2 separate regions of the Homo sapiens genome follow, and region 2 is linked to region 1. The links are chromatin contacts, found by Hi-C or POLR2A ChIA-PET in ENCODE. All regions are on one chromosome and are shown on one strand. The core of a region is the stretch at or near the end of the contact, and the rest is flanking DNA. Distances in the headings are between cores, read along the strand shown.

What was found. Hi-C counts contacts between places; a loop is a spot of excess contacts on that map. ChIA-PET counts read pairs that join two places held with the same protein, here RNA polymerase II (POLR2A). Pooled maps may share reads with other maps.
Region 2: a loop to region 1 is called in a map of GM12878, with 2.5 times the contacts of the local background. The contact joins the promoter of TMCO4 here to the promoter of HTR6 in region 1. A Hi-C loop is called at or near these places in 2 of 168 maps with a recorded cell type or tissue (both GM12878), 2 of 37 single-sample maps with no recorded cell type and 4 of 50 pooled maps. POLR2A ChIA-PET finds 5 or more read pairs at or near these places in 3 of 52 experiments (H1, HCT116 and activated CD4-positive, alpha-beta T cell).

The regions. Positions count from the first base shown.
Region 1 is chr1:19,660,720-19,668,571 of GRCh38, reverse strand. It overlaps HTR6 (5-hydroxytryptamine receptor 6), which reads right to left and starts at 3,697. Exons shown (of 3, transcript NM_000871.3): 1 at 2,105-3,697. The coding sequence starts at 2,818. RefSeq lists enhancers at 1,932-2,902, 2,903-3,875 and a silencer at 3,654-3,883.
Region 2 is chr1:19,796,867-19,804,718 of GRCh38, reverse strand. It overlaps TMCO4 (transmembrane and coiled-coil domains 4), which reads left to right and starts at 4,803. Exons shown (of 16, transcript NM_181719.7): 1 at 4,803-4,864; 2 at 6,504-6,582. RefSeq lists an enhancer at 4,135-4,635 and a silencer at 4,559-5,058.

The DNA of each region.
Region 1 (7,852 bases), core at 2,448-4,947:
TTAAGGTGTGGAGGTGGTGGTGGAAGAGGCATTAAGGAAGATATCCGCAGGCAGTTCTTGAATGCCTGAAGCTTGTGAAACACTCCTTTTCAAGAACCCAGGGAAGCCTGTAACCCTAGCACTTTGGGAGGCCAAGACAGGAGGATCGCTTGAGCCCAAGAGTTCAGTGAGTTATGATCGGGCCAGTGCATACCAGCTCTTCAGGCTGGAATGAGCTATGATCAATTCTAAGCTGCAGTGAGCTATAATCACGCCACTACATTCCAGCCCTCCAGCCTGGGTGACAGAGCAAGACCCTGTCTCTTAAAAAACAACAATAACAACAACAAAAAGCAAGAACCCAGGGTATATGGCCTAAGGCAGCCATCCCACCCCTGAAGAAGCAAGTCAGAGTCCCAGCCACCTGCCAAGACTCAAGAATGTTCTACAGGGAGCAGGGATAGGGAGAAGGAGCTGGGCGGCAGCCAGGACTCCCAGTCCATGTGGGGCCCTGCCCCCACCCCAGGTGATAGGCAGGGGCAACTTTGGGCCTCACCCACCTGGGTGGGACAGGCAAGCTTGTCTGGGGGACTGCCAAGGAGGGTGTTAGCCTTTCACCCCTCTGCCAAGTCCCCATGTGCCCAGTGACCTCCAATGCAACCCCCACCCTCCTAGAGCTTTCACCACTCAGGGCTACACCAAAAGAGCCCAGCTGGGACTTTCCTCAAGACCTGCGACCTAAGTCACTGGGTCTCAGGCCTGGTCGGTCTACACACCCACCCCTCCAGGGGGTCAATAGGAGTCAGGTGCACTGTGGCCTGGATGGCAAGAGCAGGCACTCACTTATAGACAATGCAAGGCCTTGAGCTAAGAGCACCTACCCCATTCCCAGGCACTGAAACAAGATGGGACCTACTATGCACAGTGGGGATCAAAACTGACCTCGATCAGGAGTTCAAGACCAACCTGGCCAATATGGTGAAACCCCATCTCTACCAAAAATACAAAAGTTAGCCTGGTATAGTGGTGGGTGCCTGTAATCCCAGCTACTCAGGAGGCTGAGGCAGAAGAATCGCTTAAACCCATGAGGCAGAGGTTGCAGTGAGCCAAGATCGCACCACTGCCCTCCAGCCTGGGCAACAGAGCGAGACTCCGTCTCAAAAAAAACAAAAACAAAAACAAAAAAAAAAGCAAAAAAACTGATCTCAATATGTGTGACCCTCCTGGAGCTTATATTCAAGTCAGGGAGGCAAAATGAACAAGTCATTTTTATGACTTGTTCTTATGGAGAATAACAGGGATGGAGAGTGCAGATGGGCCTGCAGATAGGGTGGTCAAAGATGGCCCCTGGGAAGAAGGCAGCCGGGGGAAGAACATTCCAGGCACAGGGAACAGCAAGTGCAAAGACCTGGGCACAGAAGTAAGCCCAGTGCCTTCTAGAACCGTGAGAAAGGCCACAAGGCTGTTGCAGAGTAAGAGAGAGGGAGAGGGGAGGTGACACTGGAGAGGATGGCAGTGTGGGATCCTGAGGCCAGATCCTGAGACAGGTTTTCTTTATCTGGAGCACGGTGGGAAGCCTGAAGAGTCTGAAGCAGGGGAGTGACATGATCACTTCTTTTTTAAGTGCTCCAGCTTCTATGCAGAAGATGGAGAGTACTGGGTCTGCGGCAGAAGCAGGGGAGCCAGGAGAAGTCTACACAGCCTCCCCGGTAGGAAGTGGCAGGGGAGATGGCACCTGTTTAGAGCAGCGCCAACAGGTCTCGCTAATGAATGGCATGAGGGTGAGGGAGAAAAGTATTCCTAAGTTCCTGGCATGTGATGCCGCAATGGTGCCATTTGCCATGATGGGGAAGACCAGGGAGGCAAAGATGGGGAGAGTTGGGCCACCATAAATTCCCTGTTGTACATGGTACCTGGGAGAAGCCTGCCCCCAAATCCTGACGGAGCTATCCTGTGGTGGGTGGGTCAGGCATTGGCTCTGGAGTTCAGAAGAAAGGTGGGCGCTCACAACAGCCACGCAGGGCCATGAGCAAATGTGTGCTAAGTGGGGATGCCCAGGGGGTCCCCAGGGGCTGCTCATTCCTCTCTATCCCACAGCCCGGGTCTCCCTGCGCACCCCAGGTACCTGCAGCGTCTCCGAGGCCTGACTGGCCATGCCGGTGGTGAGGGAGGCCACCTGCACGGCCTGCTTGCGGGCAGCTAGCAGGATCCTGCAGTAGGTGAAGCATATGGCACCCGAGGGCAGGAAGAAGGTGAGGCCCGACGCCACAAGGACAAAAGGCAGGCTGGCCAGCAGGCGGCACTGGCCAGGGACGGGTGGCCGTGCGTGGCCCAGCTCGTGCCAGCCCAGCAGCAGGGGCAGGAAGGAGGCGAGAGCGGCGAGGCTCCAGGCGCCCAGGACTAGGGCCAGGGCACGCAGGGGCGTCATGCGCAGCTTGTAGCGCAGCGGCGAGAGGATGAGCAGGTAGCGGTCCAGGCTGATGAGGCAGAGGTTGAGGATGGAGGCGCTGCAGCACATCACGTCGAAGGCGGTCCAGAGCAGGCAGAGGCCGCGCGCCAGCACCCAGCGCCCGTACAGCGCGTTCAGCATGGCCGGCGGCATCACCACCAGCCCCACCATCAGGTCAGACGTGAAGAGCGACACCAGGAAGAAGTTGGACGTGTTGCGCAGCGCGGGCTGAGTGCAGATGAGCGCGATCAGCAGCGAGTTGGCCGCCGCCGTCAGCGCGATGACCACGCACAGCGCGGCCGCCACCCAGCCGCTGCCCCCCGGGGCCGACGGCGGCCCTGCCCCCCAGGCCGGGGTGCTATTGGCGGTTGGGCCCGGCTCTGGGACCATGAGGACCGAGGGTGGACGGCAAGGGAGTGATAGGGTGGCGGGAAAGCAGATGAGGGCCCCGGCGAAGCGCAGGCTGGACGGGGACCGTCCGTGAGAACAGACCGCGACTCACCACGCCCCCCGGGGGAGGTGAGTGGGGGGACATGGGCGGGGGCGCTGGGTCGCGCTAGGTCAGGGGGCAGCGACTACAGGAGGACACAGTGTGGCTATTTGGGCGCCCTCGGGGATGGGGCAGGAACTCCTGGAGCAAACGGGTTGGAAGTTTGGGGAGGGGCACCCGATGAGCCGAGGCCCCTGAAGGAAGCGGCGGGAAGTCAAGCAGAGGTCGGATGGGCTCCCTGGGGTGGGAGCAGAGCCCCCTGGAGGGGGCGGGCGGCAAGATAGGGGAGGGGCGTCCGGCCGGGTCAGAGTGCGGGGAAGTGGGAACGCGGGGAGGTGGGTGAGGGGGGTGAATGGGCGCTCTCGGGCCGGAGCAGGCTCCCCGCGGCCGGTGGGCGTGTGGGGTACCAGGGCGGGGGCCTAGGGGCCGGAGCAAAGCCGCCCCTGGGAAAGGCAGGTCTCAGCTGGCGCGGAGGCACCGGGATCCGGCGCACACGGCCTGTGCGGCGCGGGGGTTCGCCGGGGCCGCCAGGCCCCGCGGGAAGAGGAGGGCAGCGGCCGCGCGGCGCCCCCTCCCCACCCGGCAGCAGGGTCGCCTCCGTCTCCCGCCCGCACTGGTACCTGGGGCGCTCTGGCTGCTCCGCCGCCTGCGACTGCGGCAAGCGCCGCGGGGCTGCGAGAGGAAGAGGCGGCCGCGGGCCGGGCGGGCGGCGGGACCGGGTCTCCCGAGCCCGGGAGGCGCCGCGAGGGGCCCGCACGCGCGGAGGAGAGGCCGGGTGCAGCCTGGAGCGCGCGGTCCCCGCGCCGCGGAGCGTGCGCCCCGCCTCGCGGTGGGCGGGGAGAGCCGAGCCCTGGCCCTGCAGGAGGGCGGGGTCCCGGCACCCCGGGCCTGTGGGCCGAAGATCAGAGCGCCCCAGCTGCGAGGGGTCACCTCCCGGGCTGTGGCAGCCCCCACACCCTCAGATGCCCCTCCCAACCCACACGTGGCGGCGGCGCAGGCGGAACTGGGAGCAGGGGGCTGTGACCTGCCCTTATCCAGGGGCTGCTCTCTAATGGGTGCCTGCCCACTCACAACGGGGTCACCGGGCTTTCAGGGGAGCCAGGAGTTGGGAAATATTGGACAAATCGCCTGACACCCCTCTGGGCCTCAGTTGCCATATCTGTAAAATGGGTTAGTAATTCTGGGCATTCTTCACCGTTAGTTTGAGCAAGAAGCTAACCTTCCCCAGGGCCTTTCCCGCAGAAACCATCCCGATCCCCAAAGGGGCCAGGTACTAAGGATGAAGTCCCTGAGCTGTTGGCGCTCCTAGTCTAACAGAGCGTGAACAGATTTGAGAATCCCCAGGCCAGGTGTGTTAAGAGTCGCTGCAGGCAGAGGCGTGGGGTGTGGTTTCCCCTGGGTGTGACCTCCCTCTGTACGTCTCCCCTCTGGCTGAGAAGAGTCTCTGCCTAACACTGCTGTGCAGGTTAATACTGTTATTCATTCATTCATTGAACAGATACTTCAATGCATCTTTTAAGGCGCATCCACTAGATGTCAGGCACTGTTCTGACCCATCAGGACACTACAGTGGCCAAAACAAAGATCCGCACCTCCATGGAGCTTACATTCTAGTGGAAGAAACAGACAATAAACAATAAGCATAATCAACAGAGAAAGTGGGCCCAGCGAGGTGGCTCACGCCTGTAATCCCAGCACTTTGGGAGGCGGAGGTGGGCAGATCACCTGAGGTCAGGAGTTCGAGACCAGCCTGACCAACATGGTAAAACCCCGTCTCTATCAAAAATACAAAAATTAGCTGGGCGTGGTGGCGGGAGCCTGTAATCCCAGCTATTCGGGAGGCTGAGGCAGGAGAATTGCTTGAACCTGGGAGGCAGAGGTTCCAGTGAGCCAAGATTGTGCCACTGCACACTCCAGCCTGGGTGACAGAGCAAGACTCTGTCAAAAAAAAAAAAAAAAAAAAAAAAAAAAAGGAAAGAAAGAAAGAGAGAAAGGAAAGAAAGAGAAAGAAAGAAGAGAAAGAGAAAAAGAAAATGTAGTATAAAGAGAACGGGGTGGGATCATTTTTTCTCCACAGAAACAGAAAAATAATACTTTCCAAATCGAAGGCTCCTGCGCTGTCCCCAGGGGCTTTGTTGTACGGTTCCTACTCCTCCAGTTATTTATTCCGACCCCTACAATAATGCTGAGAGGTAGACGTTAAACTGGGGTTCAGAGAGGCCAAGGGCCTTGCCCCAGATCACCAGCAGCAAGTGGTGAAGTGGACCTGAAACCCAGATCTGCTCGATGCCCATGGCAAAGAGAGCCCATTACAGATGGTCAAAAACCTCCCCTCAGGCACCTCAGAGCCTGCAGCACCCACCCGCCAACTCTAAGCTGCTATTTGGTGCTCAGAGCCCCAGCCTTGCCCACAGAAGCATCTTTTAAGCAGATAGAGGAGGCCTGTCCTTCCTCCTTGCCACCACACTGCACCACTGTGACGATTTCTGCCATGCCCCCAAGGAACAGAACGTAGTACAGCAAGCCTGGGCAGAGAGTCAGAAACACATGGCTTGGGATCCCCGCTCCATCCCAGCTCTGGGATTACAGGGCCAGTGGCTCCATCTCCTTGGGTCACAGCTTTCTCTTCTGTAATAGTTAGCAGAACAATATGGCACCCACCTCACAGAGTAGCTGAGGGGATTAAATGACACTGATGTAATCTGTGTCTTTGATACTATGTTAACACTAGCTGGCCGGGCACAGTGGCTCACGCCTGTAATCCCAACACTTTGGGAGGCCAAGGCGGGCAGATCACCTGAGGTCAGGAGTTCGAGACCAGCCTGGTCAATATGATGAAACCCCGTCTCTACTAAAAATACAAAATTAGCCAGGTGTAGTGATGCACGCCCATAATCCCAGCTACTCAGGAGGCTGAGGCAGGAGAATCACTTGAACCCACAAGGCAGAGGTTGCAGTGAGCTGAGATCACACCACTGCACTCTAGCCTGGGCAAAAACAGCGAAACTCCATCTAAAAAAAAAAAAAACAAAAAAACAAAAAAACAAAAAAAAAACCTAGCTCTTGGCTTTAGTGTTCCCATCAGCACAATCGTAATGCATTCAGCTCTGTGCTAACTCCTTGAGCCCAGGGATTTCTGACGTGAACAGCTGCAACCCTGAGAGGTGCTGTGTGGAAGGATTTTGGAGCCCAGCATCCTGGGTTCATCATCCAGAGTCTGCCACTTGCTCTGTGAAGTTGTGCAAAGCCTCTTAAATTCTCTGCTGCTATGAAACCAAGGCAGTGGAGCTGTGAATGAGATGAGTAAAAAATTTTGCCTGATAAATGTTGCTTTGTAAAAATCTGTAGGTAGTGCATAGAATATTAGTCTTTCTGCTTTCACTTTTCCCACAATACTTGATATCTTTTATTTTAAAAAAAAGACCTAAAGATTAGCTGAGCGTGGTGGTGCACGACTCTAGTTTCAGCTACTTGTGAGACTGAGGTGAGAGGATTGCTTGAGGCCAAGTGTTCAAGGCTGCAGTGAGCTATGATCACACGTGTGAATAGCCACTGAACTTCAGCCTCGGTGACAGTGTCTCAAACAAACAAACTAACTAAAGAAAACCTGGCAATAACTTTAACATTTGTTCATTCTGGGTGATGGATCCGCTGATGTTTGTTATAATGCGCTCTGTGCTAAAATTTAAAATTTTATTTTAAGATTGGGCCAGGGTTATGGTGCCACCTTGTGGCCATACTGTTATTATCTTGAACTTGAGACTTTTTTTTTCTTTTTTAGAGACAAGAGTCTCGTTCTGTGGCCCAGGCTGGAGGCAGTGATGCTATCATAGCTCAGTGTAACCTCGCACTCCTGTGTTCAAGCTACCTTCCCACCTCAGCCTCCCAAGTAGGTAGGACTAGAGGTGTGCGCTACCACACCCAGCTAAATTTTTTAAGTTTTTTGTAGAGACAAGGTCTTGCTGTATTGCCCAGGCTGGTCTCAAACTCCTGGCCTCAAGTGATCCTCCTGCCTCAGCCTCTCAAAGCACTAGAGTTACAGGCATGAGGCCCGCACCTGGCTGGGACCTTTATAGACGCTTCATGTGTGCTCTCCTATAACTGTCATTTGGGTCATGAAATAACGAAGTCCTAGACCTCTTAACATTTCAGGGTTGGCCAGGCGCGGTGGCTCACGCCTGTAATCCCAGGACTTTGGGAGGCTGAGGTGGGCGGATCATGAGGTCAGGAGATCAAGACCATCCTGGCTAACACAGTGAAACCCCATCTCTACTAAAAATGCAAAAAAATTAGCCGGGTATGGTGGCGGGCGCCTGTAGTCCCAGCTACTCAGGAGGCTGAGGCAGGAGAATGGCGTGAACCCGGGAGGCGGAGCTTGCAGTGAGCCGAGATTGCACCACTGCACTCCAGCCTGGCCGACAGCGCAAGACTCCGTCTCAAAAACAAAACAAAACAAAAAACAAACAAAAAAAAATTTCAGGGTAAAGAGGGACTTTCAAGAATACTCGGCTTTTGCTTGTTTACTTCTAGCTATGAGAGCTTCCTCCCCAGAGGAGATAGCAGGTGCCACTATGGAACAGCTGAGTTTTAGGGAGTCATCTGCCCCAGACCTCCATGCCCGTCAGTTCACAGGGGACCGGGGCAAGCTCCTCATGACAGAGGTGGAGAAATCAAGGCCCCAGGGAGGTTGCCAGCCTGCCCAAAGCTGCTCTGTGCCAGAAGGCAACTGAACAACTGGGCAAACTCCCTGAAGGCAGGCAGGGATTTGTCTGTCTGGTTCACGCTGGATCTCTGGCACATATTAGGCTCTCAATAAATATCTGTTCAGTGAATGAATAAATGAACAAAACTATCAGTGCAACACCCTGCAGCGTGGGCCAATCATTCATTCTCAATCATAATAACAGCTGACATCCACTGAGGTCTTACTAAAG
Region 2 (7,852 bases), core at 3,554-6,053, 140 kb before region 1:
TCAGCCAGACCCGGGTTCAAATCCTGACTCTGCCACCTTGTAGCTCGGTGATCCTGGCCAAGTTATTCCTCTCTGAGCCTCAGTTCCTTCTTCTGAGAAATAGGGCTAATGATCATATATACTGCATAGGGTTGAAGGATAGAAGGTATATATGGAAGGCACATGGAGCCAGCAATAAGGACAGTGCTCCCTAAGCAGTATTCATGGTGATTTCTAGAATTTCCAGGAAAATTAAAAGCCAATAATTTAGTTGTTCCAAACCTGACTGATCATCAGAATCACCAGAGGAGCATGTTAAAAATACAAATTCCTAGGCTCCCACATCCCTGAGAAATTCTGAACGGGGTAGGGCCAAGGGAGGACTCAGTAACCTCTGTTTCCATTATGCGCTCTTGTGCCTAGCCATAGTAGGAGCTCAACAAATACAGACCTCTTTCCGGCCTGGACTATTGCAATAGCTTCCTAATCAGCTTCCTCTGTCCACTCTTGTCTCTCTGCCCTCCACACAGCAGCCAATGGGATCTTTTTAAAAGGTGAGGTCATGTCAATTCACTGCCCCCAACCCTCTACAACTGTCCATCCACACCCCTAACTGAGTAGACAAGGCCCTACATCAGTGGCTCCTGGAACTGCTCACACATTTGAAATACCTGTGAGCCACTAGCAAAGACATGGAATCAACCTAAATGCCCATCAATGACAGATTGGATAAAGAAAATGTGTTACATATATACCATGAAATACTATGCAGTCATAAAAAAGAATGAGATCACTTCTTCTGCAGGAATATGGATGTAGCTGGAGGCTATTATCCTTAGCAAACTAATGCAGGAAAAGAAAACCAAATACCTCGTGTTCTCACTTATAAGTGGGAGCTAAATGATGAGAACTCATGAACGCAGAAAAGGGAACAATAGATGCTGGGACCTATTTGAGGGTGGAGGTTGGGAGGAAGGAGAGGAACAGAAAAAACAACTATTGGGTACTAGGCTTAATACCTGGGTGATGAAATAATCTGTACAACAGACCCCCTGTGACACAAGTTTACCTATATAACAAACCTGCACATGTACCCTAAACCTAAAACCTTTTTTTAAAGTTTTTTAAAAATTAAAAAAAAGTTTTTTTTGAGTCAGAGTCTTGCTTTGTCGCCCAGGCTAGAGTGCAGCAGTACCATCACAGCTCACTGCAACCTCCGCCTCTCAGGTTCAGGAGAGTCTCCTGCCTCAGTCTTCCCAATAGCTGGGGCTACAGGCACCCGCCACCACACCTGGCTATTTTTTTTTTTTTTTTTTTTGTATTTTTGGTAGAGACGGGGTTTTGCCATGTTGGCCAGGCTGTTCTTGAACTCTTGACCTCAGGTGATCCGCCTACCTTAGCCTCCCAAAGTGTTGGGATTACTGGCGTGAGCCACCACTCCTGGGCAGGTTTTTTGTTGTTGTTGTTTTTTGTTTAAAAGAAAAGAAAAGAAAAGAAAAGAAATACCTGTGGGCTTCTGAACAACACCTATGCCTGGCCAGATCCCAGACCAATGGAATCAGAATCTCTGAGAGTGGGGCCCAAATAGGGTTACCAGATAAAATACAGGACACCCAGCTATACTTAAATTTCAGATACACAATAAGTAATTGTTTAATATAAGTATATCCTGTGCAGTATTGGGACATACTCATATTAAACAATTATCCATTGTCTATCTGAAATTGAAATAAAACAGAGTCCTCTATTTTCATTTGCTAAATCTGGCAACCCTAGCCTAAGCATCAGCAAATATATATATATATATATATATATATGTATTTTTTTAAATTTCGAGACAGTTTCCCTCTGTTGCCCAGGCTAAAGTCCAGTGGTGCAAACACGGCTCACTGCAACCTCCGCCCTCCACGAAGCTGGGACTACAGGCTTGCCCTACTATGCCCAGCTAATTTTTGGATTTTTAGTAGAGACGGGGTTTCACCATGTTGCCCAGGCTGGTCTCAAACTCCTGGGCTAAAGTGACTTACCCGTCTTGGCCTCCCAAAGTCCTGGGATTACAGGCGGGAGCCGCTGCACCCAGCCCTCATCAGCATTTCTTAAAAGCTCACAGTGATACGACCCCCACTACCTGTCTGATCTCATCTCATCCAGGACTCTCCCCCAGCACTCTCCACTCTCCTCTCACACCGTTTTCTTATAAGGGCCAACCACACTCCCACCTCAAGACCTTTGCAATTGCTGGGTCTACCTTGGATGCTGTGCCCTGTAACCTGATAGCCTCCTCAAAGATCGCCTGCAGCGGTTCCCTGACTGCTTCATCTTCTATAGCGTGACCTCCCTGCTTTACTTTTTCTGTAAAACAGATTAAAATCAGTTTGTTTGCCAGGTGCGGTGGCCCACGCCTGTGATCCCAGCACTTTGAGAGGTTCAAGAGTTCAAGACCAGCCTGGCCAACATGGTGAAACCCCATCTCTACTAAAAATACAAAAAAATTAGCCAGGCATGGTGGTGCGCACCTGTAGACCCAGCTACTCAGGAGGCTGAGGCGTGAGAATCGCTTGAACCCAGGTGGTGGAGGTTGCAGTGAGCTGAGATTGTGCCATTGCACTCCAGCCTAGGCGACACAGCAAGGCTCCGTCTCAATAAAAAATAAAATATAATAATAAAGTAAAATAAAATCAGTTGGTTTCTTGTCCATCTCCCTCCACCCATCCCCCAAACCAGAATGTAAGCTCCATGATTTTGCTGGAAACACTTTGATTCTCCTGCTATACCCTCAACATCTAGAACCCCACCAGCCACTCCACACATCCTGGTTGAATTAGTCAATGGTTCATTAGAAGGCTTCCCCTTCCACAACTCCCTAAACATTCCTTTGGGGGAGAGTTACTTAGAGGAAACAAAATTCTTCAATGTCCAATACCAAACCTAACAAAATCTCAAAAGCATACACCAAAAGGGGTAAACATATTTTCTCCATCTTTCCCACCCATAGCCTCAATGATGGGATCAGGAACTGTGTGCAGTGGGGGCGACTAGGGTGAGGGTTGGGTGCCGGGCAATGGCTGAACAGGGTCCAATACCCAAAGACAAGTGTGTTCAACACAAGGTCTCTAATCAAATTAGAGACAGGGCAAAGCAGGGGAGTGCAGAGTGGTGCCTGGTCCCACAAAGCTGATCTGCTGGAAGGGGCTGCCAGACATTAAGAGGAGGGCTGGCTGCAGTTCTCAATCTTGACAAAGCTCACATGCTCAGATATAACCCCTTATTCCCCTAAAGCCTGCACACGATTGACCCATTTGACCCTCACAATAACTTCATGGGTGGGTAGAGCTGCCCTTCTTGGTCCTGATTGGCCAGTGGGGAGATGAGCAGATGAAGGAAGGAACATTTCACAGGTGCGTGAGTCCCAGGCTCTGAGCTGGGATGCTGGTCTCTGACCCCCGTCGGTACCTTTTCCTCCCATAACCCTAGATTGTCTTCACTGGGAGTAAGGGCAACAGCTTCTGAGGCCACGATGATTCATGCCCTAGCTCTGGCACTCATTAGCTCTGTGGCTTCTGCATTGTCTGGACCTGAGCCTCGGTTTCCTCTCCTTCAGAGTGGGTGTGATGAAATTTCACAGGGTTGCTAGGGGAAAGAGATCCATTCATTAAGTGCTTCTTTTGAGCACCTGCAAGTGCTAGGCACAGTCCCTGGGGCTGGGCACACAGCGGAGAGCAAGGCAGCCTAAACCCGCCCACCTCCAGGGCTTTTAAAGTCTAGTTGGGGCTGCGCGGTGGCTCACGCCTGTAATCCCAGCACTTTGGGAGGCCGAGGCGGGTGGGTCACCAGAGGTCAGGAGTTCGAGACCAGCCTGGCCAACATAGCAAAACCCCGTCTCTACTAAAAATACAAAAATTAGCCGGGTGTGGTAGCACACGCCTGTAGTACCAGCTACCAGGGAGCCTGAGGCAGGAGAATCGCTTAAATCCGGGAGGCGGAGGTTGCAGTGAGCTGAGATCGGGCCAGTGCACTCCAGCCTGGGTGACAGAGCGAGACTCTTATCTCAAAAAAAAAAAAAAAAAAAAAAAAAGAACTGTACCTGGCGCGTAGTAGGTGCTCGGTAAATTTGTTCAATGACTGAATGTGCTGGGTGCTCAGGGAAGACTCTCAGATCCCATCCCAAGAGACCAGAATGGAAAGCAGGAAATGGATTGGGGGAAAGGGAGGTCTGAAGGCAGAGAGTCCCAGGCACGGGAGCCTCCAGGCAGAGGCCCTGAGACAGGACCAAACTTAGCGTTAGGGAAAATGAAAGTAGAATCAGGAAGAACTTAGATATCTGAACACTTTGCAAACTACAAAGTGCTGCATACACGTGCGGGAAGGCGGTTTCTGCGGCTGGTTCTTTGTTTACATTATACATTTTTGAAGACTTTGTCTTCAAAATGTGGCTTTGGGGCATGCCACTCTCGGGGCCGAGTCCTTCGCGGGCAGTTTCTGCAAAGTCCAACCCTGCAGGGCCCTTCTCCCGCGCCGCGCTGTCTCGCTGCTTCCTGGAGGGTAAATGGACCCACACACAGATGTGGCGCCGCGGGCTTGCCGGTCACCTGCAGAGGCCGGCACCCCTGTCGCGATGGGTGGTGGAGGTGGGGCAGAGGTGGGACGAGCCAGGTCGGGACCCGCAGCTGGCGAGTCAGAGCCTGGAAGGCCCCGCGCCCCCGCGCCGCGCTCCCTAAGTGCTCCGCCCGGCCGGTGGCGACCAGGCGCGCTCGGGGCAGGCGGCGGGACGGGCCGGGACCGGGGCCGGGACGCGGCGGGGAGGGGAGGGGCCGGGCCGGGCCGGGCGGGAGGAGCCGCTCGCCGGTTTTGCCGCCTCCGCCTTTGCCTTCGCAGCCGCCTCCAGGTAAGGGGGCCCCGGAGGAGCCGCCAGGCCACGGTGGCGCGCACCTCGCTGGGCCACTCCCCGCCGGCCCCACGCGGGGCACTCGGAGCCCGGCCCAGCCCCGGGGCCCTTTGCCCTGCGCCCCGCCCTCCACCCCGGGGACACTGGACCCACCAGGAAGCGGCCGCGCGCTCCCTGGCGCTGCCTGCCCTAAGCCCAGGCCGCCTGCTGGTGGTTGGTTTGTTTTCAGAGCCGGAAGTGCTTTTAGAAATCTTGGGGAGGCAGAGGGGGAAACTGAGGCTGGGCGGAGCACTCGGGCGACTCCGGCCTCGGCCTCCGAGTTCTTAGAGGTCACCCAGCCGCTCCCTTGACAAATGAGGACGCTGGTCAAGGTCAGAGAGGAAGGGGGCTTGCCCAAGGTCACAAGAGGTCCCTGTGCTTCCCCTTGCCCCACGTGGCCCCTCCACGCCCCCGTCAGGAAGGCCTCTAGGACTCCCCCGCCTCCTGTCTCCCTGTCCCCCCGCAGACTCTCAAACAGAGAATTCCAGGAGGGCTTGGGGAGCCTCTGGAGAAAAACCAGGCTCCTCATGTTACAAGGAGGCCATGTCTTCTGGTGCCCATGCCTGAAGTTACAGGAGGGAAGAATTACTGCTGCTGACTTTTGAGTGGATTTTACAGCTGGGTAAACTGAGGCTCAGAGAGGTGAGGTAACTTCCCCAAGACCACACAGCTAGGAAGCAAGAGATAAAAACCTGGGCTACCTGCCTGGAGAGCCTGACCCAGTGCTTCGCACAGAGTTGGCCTCCACAATGCCTTTGCCCTGACCAGGCTGCCTGGCCCTTCCCTGGGGTTGCACTGGGAATTAGGAGCAGGGCCAGGCTAGAATCCCAGACTACTACCTAACTCGAAGTAGGAGTCAGCACATGAGCCCCCTTTTTCCTAACTCAGTGTTCATTGCAGAAAATATGACACTCTTTTAAGCTTTGGGAACATCCATTTGTTCATTCACCAAATATTTGTTGAGCACCTACTGTGTGCATTGTTTAGGCAACGAGGATACAGCAGTGAACAAAAAGGAGCGCTGCCCTCAGGAAGTACACTCCAGAGGGTGGAATAAAGCCCTGCCCTTCAGCCTGGGGAGGGAGGGCTGGGCACAGGGGAGACCACTGGCATTTCCCCAACTGTGAAGTACATGAAGACAGCAGAAGAGATCGGTATTAGAGTGGCCTCAAGCCCTCGTGTGCAGCATCAGACAGAGATGGGCTCAGGTGCTAGCTTTGCAGCTTTGTAACTGAGTGGGATCAGGCAAGTTAAATGACCTGTCTCCAAGGTTGTTGTGAAAATTAAAGGAGCTGAAGCCACAAAAGGCCCAGTGCAGTATCTGACACTTTGGGAGACTTTATACTTTTTAGTCCTAAGGCCCAAGGAGGAGTTGGACAGGAGGAGTTCATCGATTAGGTTGTCATAGCTCAGCATGTAGCTCCCACAAAAGCTGGGGTCTGGAGAGTTCCTCATAAGGCTCAAACCATCTCTCTCTACTCTGGTACCACTGGGCTACAAAGGCTGATCAGCCACCAGGGCTGGCTAACGTGGGACCTAAGAAATGTCAGTGGGTGGTTTCTCATTGTGTTCTCTTTTGGCCTGTGTGTTTTGTAAACAGTGTTGTACATTATAAACCGGGGCTGCTGATGAGGAGTGGGGAACTGGCTCTCTGGAACGTGTGACAGCAGGCAGAAGGGGTGAGAGTGAAATCCAATCCACTTTCCATTTAGCCGACCTCCGCTTCAAGCTGCCCTGATATCATGGTACCACCCTCTGCCTAAAACCCCGCTCTGGCTTCCCATTTTCTTCTTTCTCCTTTTCTTTTCTTTTCTTTTCTTTTCTTTTCTTTTCTTTTCTTTTCTTTTCTTTTCTTTTCTCTCTCTTTCTCTCTCTTTCTCTCTCTCTCCCTCCCTCCCTCCCTCTCTCCCTCCCTCTCTCTCTCTCTTTCTTTCTTCTCTCTTTTTTTTTTTTTGACAGAGTCTCACTCTGTCACCCAGGCTGGAGTGCAGTGATGCAATTTCAGCTCACTGCAACCTCCGCCTCCCAGGTTCAAGCGGTTCTCCTGCCTCAGGCTTCCAAGTAGCTGGAACTACAGGCGCCCACCATCATGCCCGGCTGATTTTTGTATTTTAGTAGAGATGGGGTTTCACCATATTGGGCTGGTCTTGAACTCCTGACCTCGTGATCTGCCCGCCTCAGCCTCCCAAAGTACTGGGATTACAGGCGTGAGCCACCGCGCCTGGCCTTGGCTTCCCACTTTCTTAAGGAAAAGAGAAAAAACCTTTTACATGGACCAGAAGGCTATGTACCACTGTCCCCTGGCCTACACCTCCAGCCGCATCTCAGACCACTTATCAACAGCCCTCTGTGCCCAGGCATGCCACCCCTCCCTCCTTGGGACCTTTGCACCTGCTCTTCCAGGCCACTTCTACCCCCTGCCTCCCTTTTCCCAGGTAACATCTTCTCATTCTTCACATTTTAGCCCTAGCCAGACTTGTACTCCAAATGCCCAGGCCACAAGACTTCTACTGGTATGTCAGAGGTTAAGTTCAGGGTGGAATTATACTCTCATTGCTGGGATTAATTCCTGCCTGTACCCTGTACACCACCCTGACTGTAACCCCTGTGACATCCAGGACCAGGGCCAAGTTTGCTTAGTAGGTGCTCAATAATGATGTCCACCTATAGGGAGGCCCTCTTGAGCATATTGGGGACCTCACTTTATATAAAATGATATTGTCCTTCAAAAAAATCTGCTGAAGTCATTTTTCAGTTGTGGGTTGTTTCATTCAGCACACAGGGATTGAACCCCTGCTCTGCCAGGTGCTGTCCTAGGATGTATCAGGGATTGTGACCCAAAAGCCACTGCCTTTCTGAGCTTCCTCTAGTGAGGGAGATAGACCATAAATAAACCTATAATACATTGTCAGGTGGTGGTAAATTTGATAAAGAAAAATCACAGGCCAG